Linked DNA regions of Homo sapiens: region 1 is linked to region 2. Evidence: chromatin contacts called from ENCODE Hi-C or POLR2A ChIA-PET data. All regions are on one chromosome and are shown on one strand. The core of a region is the stretch at or near the end of the contact, and the rest is flanking DNA. Distances in the headings are between cores, read along the strand shown.

Region 1 (6,379 bases), core at 721-3,220, 56 kb after region 2:
CAGCCTTCTCCTCTAGCCTGACTCCCAAGGCCCACCTCTTCCACCTTTCTCTCTCAGCACCTTCTACTCCTTCCTTCCCTTGTTCTCCCGCCACACACACCTGGCAAAATCTCAACCTTGGATCAATCCACCGTCTTTCTTTTTTTTTTTTTTTTTTTTTTTTTCCGCTCATACTCCAGGGCTGCTGAATAGTACAGGAGAAAATCACATAAGCAGAAGGCTTGGCATTACTTTCATGGTCTCCAGCCTCAGTTTGGGGAAGCAGAAAGACCACAGACTTTGGACACAAACAGATCTGGTTTGAATCGTGGCTCCATACTAGCTGTGTGACCTTGGGCAAGTTGCTTAACTTCTCTGAGCTTCAGTTTCCTTCCCTACAAAATGGGACTAATGGTATCTACTTCATGAGGGTTCCTGAAGCTGAAATGAAAATCCATGTAAAGCACCCAGTCCAGTGCCTGGTACAATGTAGGCGCTTGGCAAATGTAAGGCTCCTTTTTTTCTTCTGTTCTCCAAACGAAACCCTGGTTTCCCCAACCAAATATCCAAGGATTGCTGCCTTGCAATCCTCCCTCTTTTTCTCGCGAGTGCTCCCTCTCCCATTAGCCTCAGCAGACAGAGGAGAAGGGGGTTGGAGAGGTTGAGGGGCACAAGGGACAGAGAGAGGAGATGGGGACAGAGGTTGAAAGGACTGGACATAAGGCCAAGGGACGTGGGGAGGAGGAGGGGTTTGAGGGAACCCAAAGGGCCGAGGTAAGCGAGCCTGTTCCGAGGTGGGGCTTAGAGGGCTCGAGAACAAGAACCCGCTCCCAGTACCAGGCCCGTGGCCCGGGCTCCCATGCTCTCTCAGTCGCTCACTCACCAGGCCGAGGCTGCGAGCCCTCCAGGTGGTAAGAGAAGCGCAGGGCCCGGTGGTGCTGTGGACTGGGACCGCAGGGCAAGACCCGGTGGCCTGGAGCAGCGCCCAGGCTGGTGTCCGAGGGTCCGACAAACTGGGGATCCAGTGGGCCGCCAAGAGCCGAACCTGAGCCCCTGCGCGCCAGCAGTCCGGGTTCCGAGGCTCCAGGGTCCGAGTCGGCACAGGCCGGCGGAGCGGCGCCCGGCGGGTTCGTGGCCGGGTGTTCGGGCTCCGAAGGCCCGGCGCCCCCCGGGGCTCGGTGGCCATGCATGGTCCGGGCCTGGGCGCGGGGCCCGAGCTCCCCGCTTGGCTCCAGCTCCTGGGGCGGAGGCGCGGGCGGAGGAGGCCCGGCGCCCGGCGGAGCAGCGGCCTCAGGATCGGGGGGCGGGACTGCGGGCTCAGCCCCACTGCAGAGACTCAAGCCCCCAGCCCGGGCCCGGGCCAGCAGCCGTGGCAGCGGTGGCAGTAGCAGCAGCAGCAGCCGCGGCCACCGCCGCTGCCGTGCCAGGCATCGCCGGCCCCGGCCCCGGCCCCGCGCGGGGAGTGGGCTCGGCGGGGCCGGGGGCCCGCTGGGGAGCGCTGTCTATGCGGCTGCGGTTGGGCGAGGGTTGGAGGGCTACGCTCGGCGGGGACTCTCCGGTGGACGGCGAGCCACTTCCGTGGCCCCGGGGCGAGAAGTCGGTCGGATCCAAGTGCGGGGTCTCTTCTTTCTCCCCGAATGGGAATAGATCTGGGCTCTCCTGGCTGGTTGGGAAGCGTTCTTCCTCCCGCCGCAGCCGAGGCCGGGGGCGGAGGAGAGGGGAGGGGAGAGGAGGGGAGGGAAGAGAGAACGGCGGTGGCCGGGGGCGCGCGTGTGCGCTGCGCTTGGGCTGCGGGGCTCGCCTTCAGCCAGTAGTCCCAGACGATGCTCCAGCCGCGGGGGCAGGAGAACGGCCTGGGCCGGGCTCCACCGTCCTCCCCAGCTTCAGCCTGGGTCTCGGCGGCGGCGGGCGGGAAGGAGCCCTGGGAAGGGGGGTGGGGAGGCGGGAGCCTCGCAGAGGCAGCCGCAGCCACAGCGGCACTGGGACCCAGTTACCGGGGCCCCGCCCCCTCGCCCGGGATTTGCGCCTGACCACGCCCCCTCGCTCGGGGCCGCCTCACTTCTCGCTGCTACCGCTCTCAAGGCCCTCCTGCCCCTTAAAAAATTCCCCCTCAGCCTGCTTTCCCCACAGGCAAGTCTCCGGGCTCAACCCCCTCCCCCCATATCTGCCCTTCCATCCCATCTCAGGTCTTCCCCCCTCTGCTTGCCGTTCACTCTCTTTTCCAAAACCCTTTCTTCATGTTCCTGAGTGTTCCTAGGGCTTGGCTCATAGAGGACCTGTCTCTGATTCTCCTTCACTTTGCTCAGACCAGATATCTTGGTCCCTTACTTAGTCACTTTCTTAAATACCCTCAGTTCCCTGATTTGTCGCATCCGCCTGGCAACATCCCAGTCTTGAATCGGTCCAACTGTCCGCCTTTTCCATGCCTGCGCCCAGGCAGCTAAACATTGCTGGGGAAAACTATTCAACTTCACAGATTTGTGCCACTATAAACCCATGGTTCCCAGCTTCTACCAGGCCCTCAGTTTTGACCCACAACCCTACTAGTCAGCTCTCCCTCTGTTCTCCACAGTGACCATTTCAAACCTTCTCCTTTCCCCTCAAACCCCAAGTGCTCCATCTGCCCTGTAACCCTCAGCAAATAACCTGACCTGCTGCAGAGAGTAAACAGAGCCACCGTAGAGGAAGCTCTTGACTTTTTGCTACGAAGCCTAGGAATTTGTCCTTGCTCCTTCCCAACAGCATCTAAACATAGACCTCTTCCATCTAAAAACAAATAAACAATTACCAAGAATTCTGCCTCTCCAACCACCTCCTTCTCTTCTCTTCTACAAACTTCTCAAAAGAGTTGCCTACACCCAACTGTCTTCATTTTCCCACCTCCCACTTATCTTTCAACCCACTCCAATCTGCCTCCACTACTTGCTTGAAACTGCTCTCTCTCATCAGGGTCTGCCATGAAACATCTCACTAAATCCCATAGAATCTTTTCTTTTTTTTTTTTTTTGAGACAAGAGTCTCACTCTGTCGCCCAGGCTGGAATGCAGCGGCACGATCTCGGCTCACTACAATCTCCGCCTCCTGGGTTCAAGCGATTCTTCTGCCTCAGCCTCCCGAGTAGCTACGCCCAGCTATTTTTTTGTATTTTTAGTAGAGACGGGGTTTCACCATACTGGCCAGGCTTGTCTCGAACTTCTAACCTTGTAATTCGCCGGCCTCTGTCTCCCAAAGTGCTGGGATTACAGGCGTCAGCCACCGCGCCCAGCCCCCATAGAATCTTTTCAGAGGTTATCCTACTTGGTTTCTTGATAGCATTTGGCACTGTTGACCACTCCCTCCTCCTTAAACCACTTCCATGACACTGCACTTTCCTTGTTTTTCTTCTACTTCCTTAGTAATTCTTTTTTTACTTTCCAGGCTCCTCTTTGTCCAACGCTTTATGCTGGTGCTCTTCAGGGCTTTGGCCTGAGCGCTCTTGTCCTCTCTCTACATGTGATTTTTTTTTCTTTCTTTCTTTCTGAGACAGAGTCTTGCTCTGTCGCCTAGGCTGGAGTGCAGTGGCGCGATCTAGGCTCACTGCAACTTCCGCCTACCGGGTTCAAGCTATTCTTCTGCCTCAGCCTCCCAAGTAGCTGGCATTACAGGCATGCACCACCAAGCCCGAATAATTTTTGTATTTTTAGTAGAGACGGGGTTTTGCCATATTGGCCAGGCAGGTCTCCAACTACTGACCTCAAGTGATCCACTTGAGGAAAGAGAAGCCTCGGATTACAGGCCGCTCTTTTCTTTATCTCATTTGCTCCCCTGGCTTCAATGATCATATCTTTGCTGATGACTCCCAAATTGATACCTCAAAACCAGATATTTCTCCTGACCCATGCATTCAACTGGTTATTAGGCAGCTCTACCTGAATATCCCAGAGACACCTAAAACCTCAGCTTCTTCCCAACTCAAGGCATCCTCCTTCCAACCTGTTTGTCCTTCTTTGTGTCTTACCTTAGTGAATGACCCCAGTCAAAGCAGAAACCCGGGTTACACCCTTAATTCTTTTCTCTCCTCCATCACCCATGCAGTCACCAAGTCCCATCATTTTGACCTCCTACCAAATCTATTTATGTAGTCTCTACATTTCTGGGGCCACTACCCTGGTTTAGACCAGAACCATTTCTAACCTGCAATACTGTCACAGCCTCCCTATTTCAGTCTTGTTCTCTGGAATCTATTCTCTACACTATAGGCAGTGTATATCTTTTGAAAACATAAATAAGGCCGGGTGCGGTGGCTCACACCTGTAATACCAGCACTTTGGTAAGCCGAGGTGGGTGGATCACTTCAGGTCAGGAGTTCGAGATCAGCCTGGCCAAAATGGTGAAACCCCATCTCTACCAAAAATACAAAAATTAGCCGGGCATGGGGGCGGATGCCTGTAATCCCAGCTACTTGGGAGGCTGAGGCAGAGAATTGCTTGAACCCGGGAGGCGGAGGTTGCAGTGAGCCAAGATCATGCTGCTTCCAGCCTGGGCGACAGAGCGAGACTCGTCTCAAAAAAAAAAAAAAAAAAAAAAATATATATATATATATATATAATTAAATAAAAGTTAAATCAAATTATATCACTCCCATGTTTAGGACCCTTCAGTGAGTCTCTACTGGCTCAAAATGAAACCCACCTTCCTTAACAGGAAAGGTTAAATGGCCCTTCATGATCTGTGCCCCTGCCAGCCTTTCCGTGCTGAAATTCTTAGACTATTCCTTAGTCTCTCTAGCCTCCAAGTTTTTGCATATGCTGTTCTCGCTGAGTGAAACTTTCTCTGCATCTCCCCAATTCCACTTCATTTGTTCTTCAGATCTCAGCTCATTCAACGAATGTCTTTTGAACACAAACTATGGGCCAGGCACCATGTGATGCACTAGCTATGCAGCAGTGAATAAGACAGACATGAACAAGACAATGGTGAAAAAACTGTCCTCAGAGTTCATTGGCTGGTACTGGAGAGGATGTGAAATAAACACATAATTACAACACATAAACACACATAATTACAAATTGTGATAAGGTTATAAAGGGACAGAACAGGGTGATAGGAAAGAGAATAACGGGTATGTGTGTGTGGGGGGGTGTGATTTAGCCTGAGGGGTCAGGCAAGGGCTGCTATTTAAGCTGAGCCCTGAAGGAGTGGGAGTTGGCAGATGAGTGGACACAAAAGTGCTCCAGGCAAAGGATACAGCAAGTAGGAAGGCCCTGGGGAGAAAGAGAAATGGCCTATTTAGGAGCTATAGAAGGCTAATATGGCTAAAGCATAGTGCTTGGAAGGCAAGAGGGGTGGGATATGAGATTCAAAAGGTAGGCAGGAGCTAGATTATGCAGGGCTTTTTAGGCCATGTTAAGAAGAATGGGTTTTATTCTACAAGCAATGAAAAGGTATTGAAGCAGTGCTTTTAAATGTGGGTCAAACTGGAGAAGGTACTGAAATCAATTTAAGAATAGAAAATATAAGAATGGGCTGGGCATGGTGGCTCACGCCTGTAATCCCAGCACTTTGGGAGGCCGAGGTGGGTGGATCACCTGAGGTCAGGAGTTTGAGGCCAGCCTGACCAATATGGTGAAATCCCGTCTACTAAAAATACAAAAATTAGCCGAGTGTGGTGGAGCGTGCCTGTAATCCCAGCTACTCGAGTGGCTGAGGCAGGAGAATGGCTTGAACCCGGGAGATGGAGGTTGCAGTGAGGCGAGATCGTGCTACTGCACTCCAGCCTGGGCGACAGAGCAAGACTCCATCTCACATACACAACAAATAAATAAATTAATTAATAAAAAGAGTGTATCATAGGATCATGTAGGAAGGGTAAATATGTTTCATGAAATGCTTCAGTTTGTATCGTATGTGAACTGGATCCCGAGGAAATAGTATCTCTTTTGCAGATACCTCACATCCCCAAAATGCTGAAATACACATTGAAAGGTTTTAAGCTTGAGATTCACAGGGTATATTTAACGTTTTACAAAGATGACTTTGGTTGCTCTAGATTGAATTGCAGGTGGACAAGATTAGGAACCTACTGCGGCCAGAGATGATGGTGAGCTGACTAAGGAGGTGGCAGTGGAGATGGAGAGAGGCAGACTGATTTGAGAGATATTTAGAATTGAGAAGGCTTGGTGTGAAAGCTTGGGAGAAGGAGGGGGAGGGGGGAATCAAGGGATTCCATTCCAATCAAGGGGGGAACTCCAAGGGATCTGGTGATGGTAGGCCAGTCACTCACTGAGATGAGGAAGACAGAAAGAGGAACAGATTTTCAGGGGAAGATCAAGAGTTCAGTTTTGGATATGCTAAGCTGGACATGCCCTTGAGATATCCAAGTGGAGAAGTCAAGTAGATAGTGGTATATACATCCCAGGGG
Region 2 (6,389 bases), core at 3,631-6,130:
ACCCAGCAAAATTCTACTCAAACTTTAAGAATCAGCTCACGTGTCATCTCCTCCGAGAGGCCTGCCACAGCCCCCAGGGCTGGGTCAGGGACCCTCTGCTGAACTCCCATGAGTCCCTGTGCTCCTTTCTCCCTGGGCATTGCACAGAGATAGATTTATCGTAGAACAAATCAATCTTAAGCATCAGGGCCCCACACTTGCACAGGCCACTTCCAGGTCTCTGGTTATTGAGCCTGGTCTATTTGAAGAATGTTTAAGATTTGTCGCTGTGCCAAGAGAAGTTAAAATAACCTGAAATCTTACAGCTCACATGTAAAAGAAACTAGAAATTTTCCCAAGTTTGACAAAAATCTTAAAATGTACATTACTAATAATGAGTTGTGAAATTGAAACTTTTCTAAAATACTAATAATAAAAAATTTTACTCAACTGAATTGAAATCAATTGAATTCTTTGTGTTCTCTCTAGAAAATATAAAATACTTGTCATATGAAGAGTTCTATAAACTCTTTGATATCAAAAAATGTAGAAAAATTAGTAGAGAGGTGAGTCATGTAATTAATAAGAATATTTTATTTTGGCAGGGCGTGGTGGCTCATGCCTGTAATCCCAGCACTTTGGGATGCTGAGGCAGGCGGCTCACCTGAGGTCAGGAGTTTGAGACCAGCCTGGCCAACATGGTGAAACCTTGCATCTACAAAACAAAAACAAAACAACAAAGTAATATTTTATTTTTCTGGGTTAGAAGATGTTTGTGACATTTGTCAGTTTTTAAAAATTTGTAATTTGTAAATTAGATTTCTAATTTTAAGGAAATACTTTCATCAATAAATCAACAAATAAGTAAAGTGTACAATTCAATGGCTTTTAGTATAGTTTCTTCTGATTTGCTCCTTGGCTTTCTCCTTAGCTTTCTCACTGTGTGTTCACATAGTTGTCCCTGTGTGTACACCTCTCTGGTGTCCCTCTTTGCCTGTGTCCTCATCTCCTCTTATTATTATATTTTGTTGTTTTTTGTTTTTGAGACAGGGCTTGTTCTGTCACTCATGCTGGAGTGCAGTGGTACAATCATGGCTCACGGCAGCCTCAACCTCCTGGACTCAAGTGATCCTCCCTCCTCAGTCTCCTGAGTAGCTGGGACTACAGCCATCACACTCAGCTAATTAAAAAAAAAATTTTTTTGTAGAGATGGGGGGTCTTGCTTTGTTGCCCAGGATGGTCTCGAACTCCTGGCCTCAAGTGATCTGAGCCATTGCACCGAGTTCTAATCTCCCCTTCTTTATAAGGACATCAGTCATAACGGATTAGGGCCCACCCATGCAACCTCATTTTATCTTAATTACCTTTTTAAAGGCTCTATCTCCCAATACAGTCACATTCTGAGGTACTGGGGGTTAGGGTTTCTACATATGAATTTGGGGGGTGGTGGATACAATTTAGCTCATAACAGCAACCATTACCTCGTCTAATTTTTAGAACATTTTCGACACCCCCAAAAGTAGCCCTGAAGCCATTTAGAAGTCACACTCTATTCTTTCCCCATCCAAGCCCTGGGCAACCATTCATGTATTTTCTGTCTCTATAGATTTACCTATTCTGTATATTTCATATAAATGGTATCATACAATATGTGGTCTTTTTTGACTGGTCGGTAATTATACGTCCTCTTTCGTTCCTGATTTCAGTAATTTGAGTCTTCTTTCTTTTATTTCTTCCTCAGTCTAGCTAAGGGTTTGTAAATTTTGTTGATCTTTTCAAATAACTGACTTGGCCAGTTGCATTTGCTCACACCTGTAATCCCAGCATTTTGAGAGGCGAGGCAGGTGGATCGCTTGAAACCAGGAGTTCAAGACCAGCCTGGGCAACAAAGTGAGACACCCCCTCCCAACACACACACACACACACACACACACACACACACACACACACACAACCACACACACACACACACACACACACTAGCCAGGCATGGTGGCCTATTCCTGTAGTCCCAGCTAATCAGGAGGCAGAGGCAGGAGGATCCTTTGAGCCCAGGAGTTTGAGGCTGCAGTGAGCAATGTTTGTGCCACTGCATTCCAGCCTGGGCAACAAAAAAAGACTTCATCTCTGAAAAAAAAATAACCGCCCAGGTCCGGTGGCTCACGCCTGTAATCCAAACACTTGGGAAGGCTGAGGTGGGCAGCTCACTTGAGGTCAGGAGTTCAAGACCAGCCTGGCCAACATGGTGAAACCCTGTCTCTACTAAAAATACAAAAATTAACGGGGCATGGTGGCATATGCCTGTAATCCCAGCTACTCTGGAGGCTGAGGCAGGAGACTCCTTTGAACCTGGGAGGCAGAGGTTGTAGTGAGCTGAGATTGCACCACTGCACTTCAGCCTGGGTGACAGCACCAGACTCCATCTCAAAACAAACAAACAAACAAACAAAAAACAACAACTGACTTTTGGCTTCACTGTTTTTTCTTTTCTCTATTGTTTTTCAATTCTCTATTTCATTTATTTCTGTTCTATTATTTATTATTTCCTTTCTTATGCTTGCCTTGGGATTACTTTGCTCTTCTTTTTCTGGTTTTGTGAAGTGGAAGTGTAGGTTATTAATTTGATATCATTCTTTCATTTTTTATTTTTTTGAGACAGGGTCTTGCTCTGTCCCCCATGCTGGAGTGCAGTGGCACAATCACGGCTCACTGCAGCCTTGAGCTCCCAGGCTCAAGCAATCCTCCCACCTCAGCCTCCTGAGTGGCTGGTACTACACGCATATGCCACTATGCCCATCTAATTTTGTTTGTTCGTTTGTTTGTTTGAGACAGAGTCTCACTGTGTCGCCCAGGCTGGAGTGCAGTGGAGTGATCTCAGCTCACTGCAACCTCTGCCTACCGGGTTCAAGCGATTCTCGTGCTTCAGCCTCCCAAGTAGCTGGGATTACAGGTGTGTGTCACCATGCCTGGCTAACTTTTGCATTTTTAGTAGAGACAGGGTTTGTTCATATTGACCATGCTGGTCTCAAACTCCTGACCTCAGGTGATCTGCCCACCCAAAGTGCGGGAATTATAGGTGTGAGCCACCATGCCTGGCCTAGTTTTCAAATTTATTTATTTATTTAGTTTGAGACAGAGTCTCACTCTGTTTCCCAGGCTGGAGTGCAATGGCACCATCTCGGCTCACTGTAACCTCCGCCTCCCGGGTTCAAGCCATTCTCCTGCCTCAGCCTCCCAAGTAGCTGGGATTACAGGTGCTTGCCACCAGACCTGGCTAATTTTTGTATTTTTAGTAGAGACGGGGTTTCACCATCTTGGCCAGGCTGGTCTCGAACTCCTGACCTCAAGTGATCTGCCTGCCTTGGCCTCCCAAAGTGCTGTGATTACAAGCGTGAGCCACCACACCTGGCCTAATTTTTAAAATTGTTTTTAGAGATGGGGTCTCACTATGTTGCCCAGGCTGGTCTTGAACTCCTGAGCTCAAGCCATCCTCCCGCATCAACCTCCCAAAGTGCTATGATTACAGGCATGAGCCACCATGTCCGGCTCTTCTTTTTAGATATGCATGTTTACAGCTAAAGATTTCCCTCTAAGTTTTGCTTTAGCTGCATCTCATGCATTTTTTTATGTTTTTGTTTTCATTCATTTAAAAGTGTTTTCTAATTTGCTTTGTGATTTTTTTCTTTGACCCATTTATTGCTTAGGAGTGTGTTAATTTCCATATATTTGTGAATTTTGTAAGTTTCTTTTTACTGATTTTTAACTTCTTTCCATTGTGGTCAGACAACATACTTTGTATGTTCAATCCTGTTAAATCTATGGAGGCCTACTGTATGGCCTAGTGTATGATCTGTTCTGGAGAATGTTCTTGTGTACTTCAGAAAAACATGTACAGTTATCCCTGGGTATCCGTGGGAGACTGGTTCCACGACCTCCGGAGGATACCAAAATTCATAGATGCTCAAGTCCCTGATATAAAATGGCATAGTATTTGCGTATAACCTATGAATATTCTACTGTATACTTTAAATCATTTCCAGATGTGACTCACGCCTATAATCCCAGCAATTTGGGAGGCTGAGGCAAGTGGATTAAACCCAGGAGTTCGAGACCAGCCTGGGCAACATGGCGAAACCCTGTCTCTACTAAAAACACAAAAATTAGCTGGGAGTGGTGGTGGGCACCTGTAATCTCAGGTACTCGGGAGGCTGAGGCACGAGAATTGCTTGAAACCAGGAGACGGAGGTTGCAGTCAGCCGAGATGGCGCCACTGCACTCCAGCCTGGGCCACAGAGTGACACTCGGTCTCAAAAAAATAGATAAATAAATAATTTCCAGGTTACTTATAATGCCTAATAAAGTGTAAATGCTATGTATATAGCTGTTATACTGTACTGTTTAGGAGAATAATGTCAAGAAAAAAAGTATACACATGTTCAATGCAGATGCAATTTTTTCCTGAATATTTTCCATCTGAGGTTAGTTGAATTCACGGACGTGGACTGCCCCCCATAGGGAGAGCTGATTGTATTTTACTGTTGTTGGTTGCAGTATTCTATACAGATGTTAGGATGCTTTTTTTAAATGCAGATTTTTAAGGCTATACTCACTGAGTCCTCTGCCCCAGGGCCTGGAATCTGTATCTGTAATAAGTTCCCCACATATTTCCTCCGCAGTACCCACGGATCCGGAAACCATGGCCCCACACGTCCTTCAGGTCTGGTGTCCTTTGATTTAAGTGAGTAACTCTGGTGGTGTCATCGATCGCTCTGACAGATTTTTCTTTTGCTCTAGTCTTGCTGCCAGGTCTGCGGAAAAGAGAATCCTGTGTTCTCAGGCTCGGCTTGCGTCTCGTTCTGCCTGGGCCGAGCTACAGAGGGATTGGGCCGCCGGGACGTCACGTGGACTGGGGCCGGATAATGGCGGGCGCTGCAGAAGATGCGCGAGCTCTTTTCCGGGCTGGGGTCTGCGCGGCCCTGGAGGCCTGGCCGGCCTTGCAGGTCAGTGGGGCCAGGGCCAGGGCAAGGTCAAGGTTAGGGCCCGGGGCAGAACAGGAGTTGGTTGGGCTAGGTGCCTGAGGCTTGGCTAGGCGGCATAAGAGGAGTTGGCTGGGCGGCGTAAGCGGCCTCCAGGCTACTCCAGGTCTGCTCCCAAGCTGACTTGGTGGGCTTGGACCTGTGTTTACAGATCGCTGTGGAGAATGGCTTCGGGGGTGTGCACAGCCAGGAGAAGGCCAAGTGGCTGGGGGGTGCAGTGGAGGATTACTTCATGCGCAATGGTGAGTGAATGTGAGGCGCCGCGACCCGCCTGTGTGGGGGTGTGGAGAGGAGGAGCCCCATCCCGCAGAGCCTGCATTTCCTCTCGAGCAGTTGTGGATTGGTACCTAAAGGTGAGGTGGAATGAATTCAGCTTTTAGAATCAGAATCCTGGATTCCAGTGCTTTACGGGCTGTACCACTGACTCGTGGGATTACTCTGGACAAGGCAGTTTACCTCCCTGAGACTCAGTTTCCTAGTTTCTAAAATGCGTATAAAAGTATCCACCAGAGCGCTGTACAGTAGAAATATTATGCTAGTCACATATAATTTAAAATTTTTTAGTAGCCACTTTAATAAAGCAAAAAGCAGATGAAATCAATGTTAGTAAACTCGGTGTGTATGAAATATTTCAACATGTAGTCAGTATAAAACATTGAGATATTTTACATTTTTTAGTATTAAGTTTTCAAAATCTGGTATTTTACAGTTTTAGCACATTTCGATTTGGCCTAGCCATATTTCAAGTGCTCAGTAACCACCTGTGGCTGTTTGGACAGCAAAGATCTACACTGTAGGCTCGTCTTGAGGGATATACAAGAACAAGAGGCCCAGTAGAGGGCCTGTTGCATAGTATGGTTTTTAAAAAAATCTTCATTCAATTTCTAGCTTTGGAGATGACATTAGGCAGAGTCATCTCTCTCAAGAAAGTATACTATCCATTGAGGATCCACACACGTAAATAGTTACAACATTGATAGATTTTCTGATAAAGAGGAGCTCAGGGTGCATGGGGTAACAGGATGGGGAGACAGCTTCTTAGTGGAGGTGGTGAATTGGGCTGGGTCTTAGTGAGAAGGAGTTAACTAGGTGGGGGAAGCAGAGAGAGCAACACTCAAGTTCTGTGGCATGAGGGTATAATGTGTTATATTTGGAAAGTAGCAGGGAGCTCAGTATTGGAGTATGGGCGTGTGTGCGTGGGGGGTGGAGGAGTGGTAGAGAATGAAGCTGGGGTGTGGGAAGCCCCCTTGAAAAGCATAAGACATGGAAGCCCTTATGTGCCTTTGATTTTATCATTTAGGCCAGTGTTTGCCAAAATTCATGCTAACTAGTTCTGTTAGATGTTCAGTGAAGAAGCTTCTCCAGTTACCTTAT

The links. A loop is a pair of places that touch in the nucleus more often than their neighbours do. ChIA-PET counts read pairs that join two places held with the same protein, here RNA polymerase II (POLR2A). Pooled maps may share reads with other maps.
Region 1: a map of ascending aorta shows a loop between it and region 2 (8-fold over the local background). The contact joins the promoter of FGD1 here to the promoter of TSR2 in region 2. A Hi-C loop is called at or near these places in 6 of 168 maps with a recorded cell type or tissue (HepG2, ascending aorta, endothelial cell of umbilical vein and 2 more) and 16 of 50 pooled maps. POLR2A ChIA-PET finds 5 or more read pairs at or near these places in 8 of 52 experiments (BJ, GM10248, HEK293 and 5 more).

What each region holds. Positions count from the first base shown.
Region 1 is chrX:54,494,264-54,500,642 of GRCh38, forward strand. FGD1 (FYVE, RhoGEF and PH domain containing 1) reads right to left here and starts at 1,971. Exons shown (of 18, transcript NM_004463.3): 1 at 863-1,971. The coding sequence starts at 1,169. RefSeq lists a silencer at 2,034-2,083.
Region 2 is chrX:54,435,524-54,441,912 of GRCh38, forward strand. TSR2 (TSR2 ribosome maturation factor) reads left to right here and starts at 4,881. Exons shown (of 5, transcript NM_058163.3): 1 at 4,881-4,979; 2 at 5,167-5,257. The coding sequence starts at 4,899. RefSeq lists an enhancer at 4,599-4,648.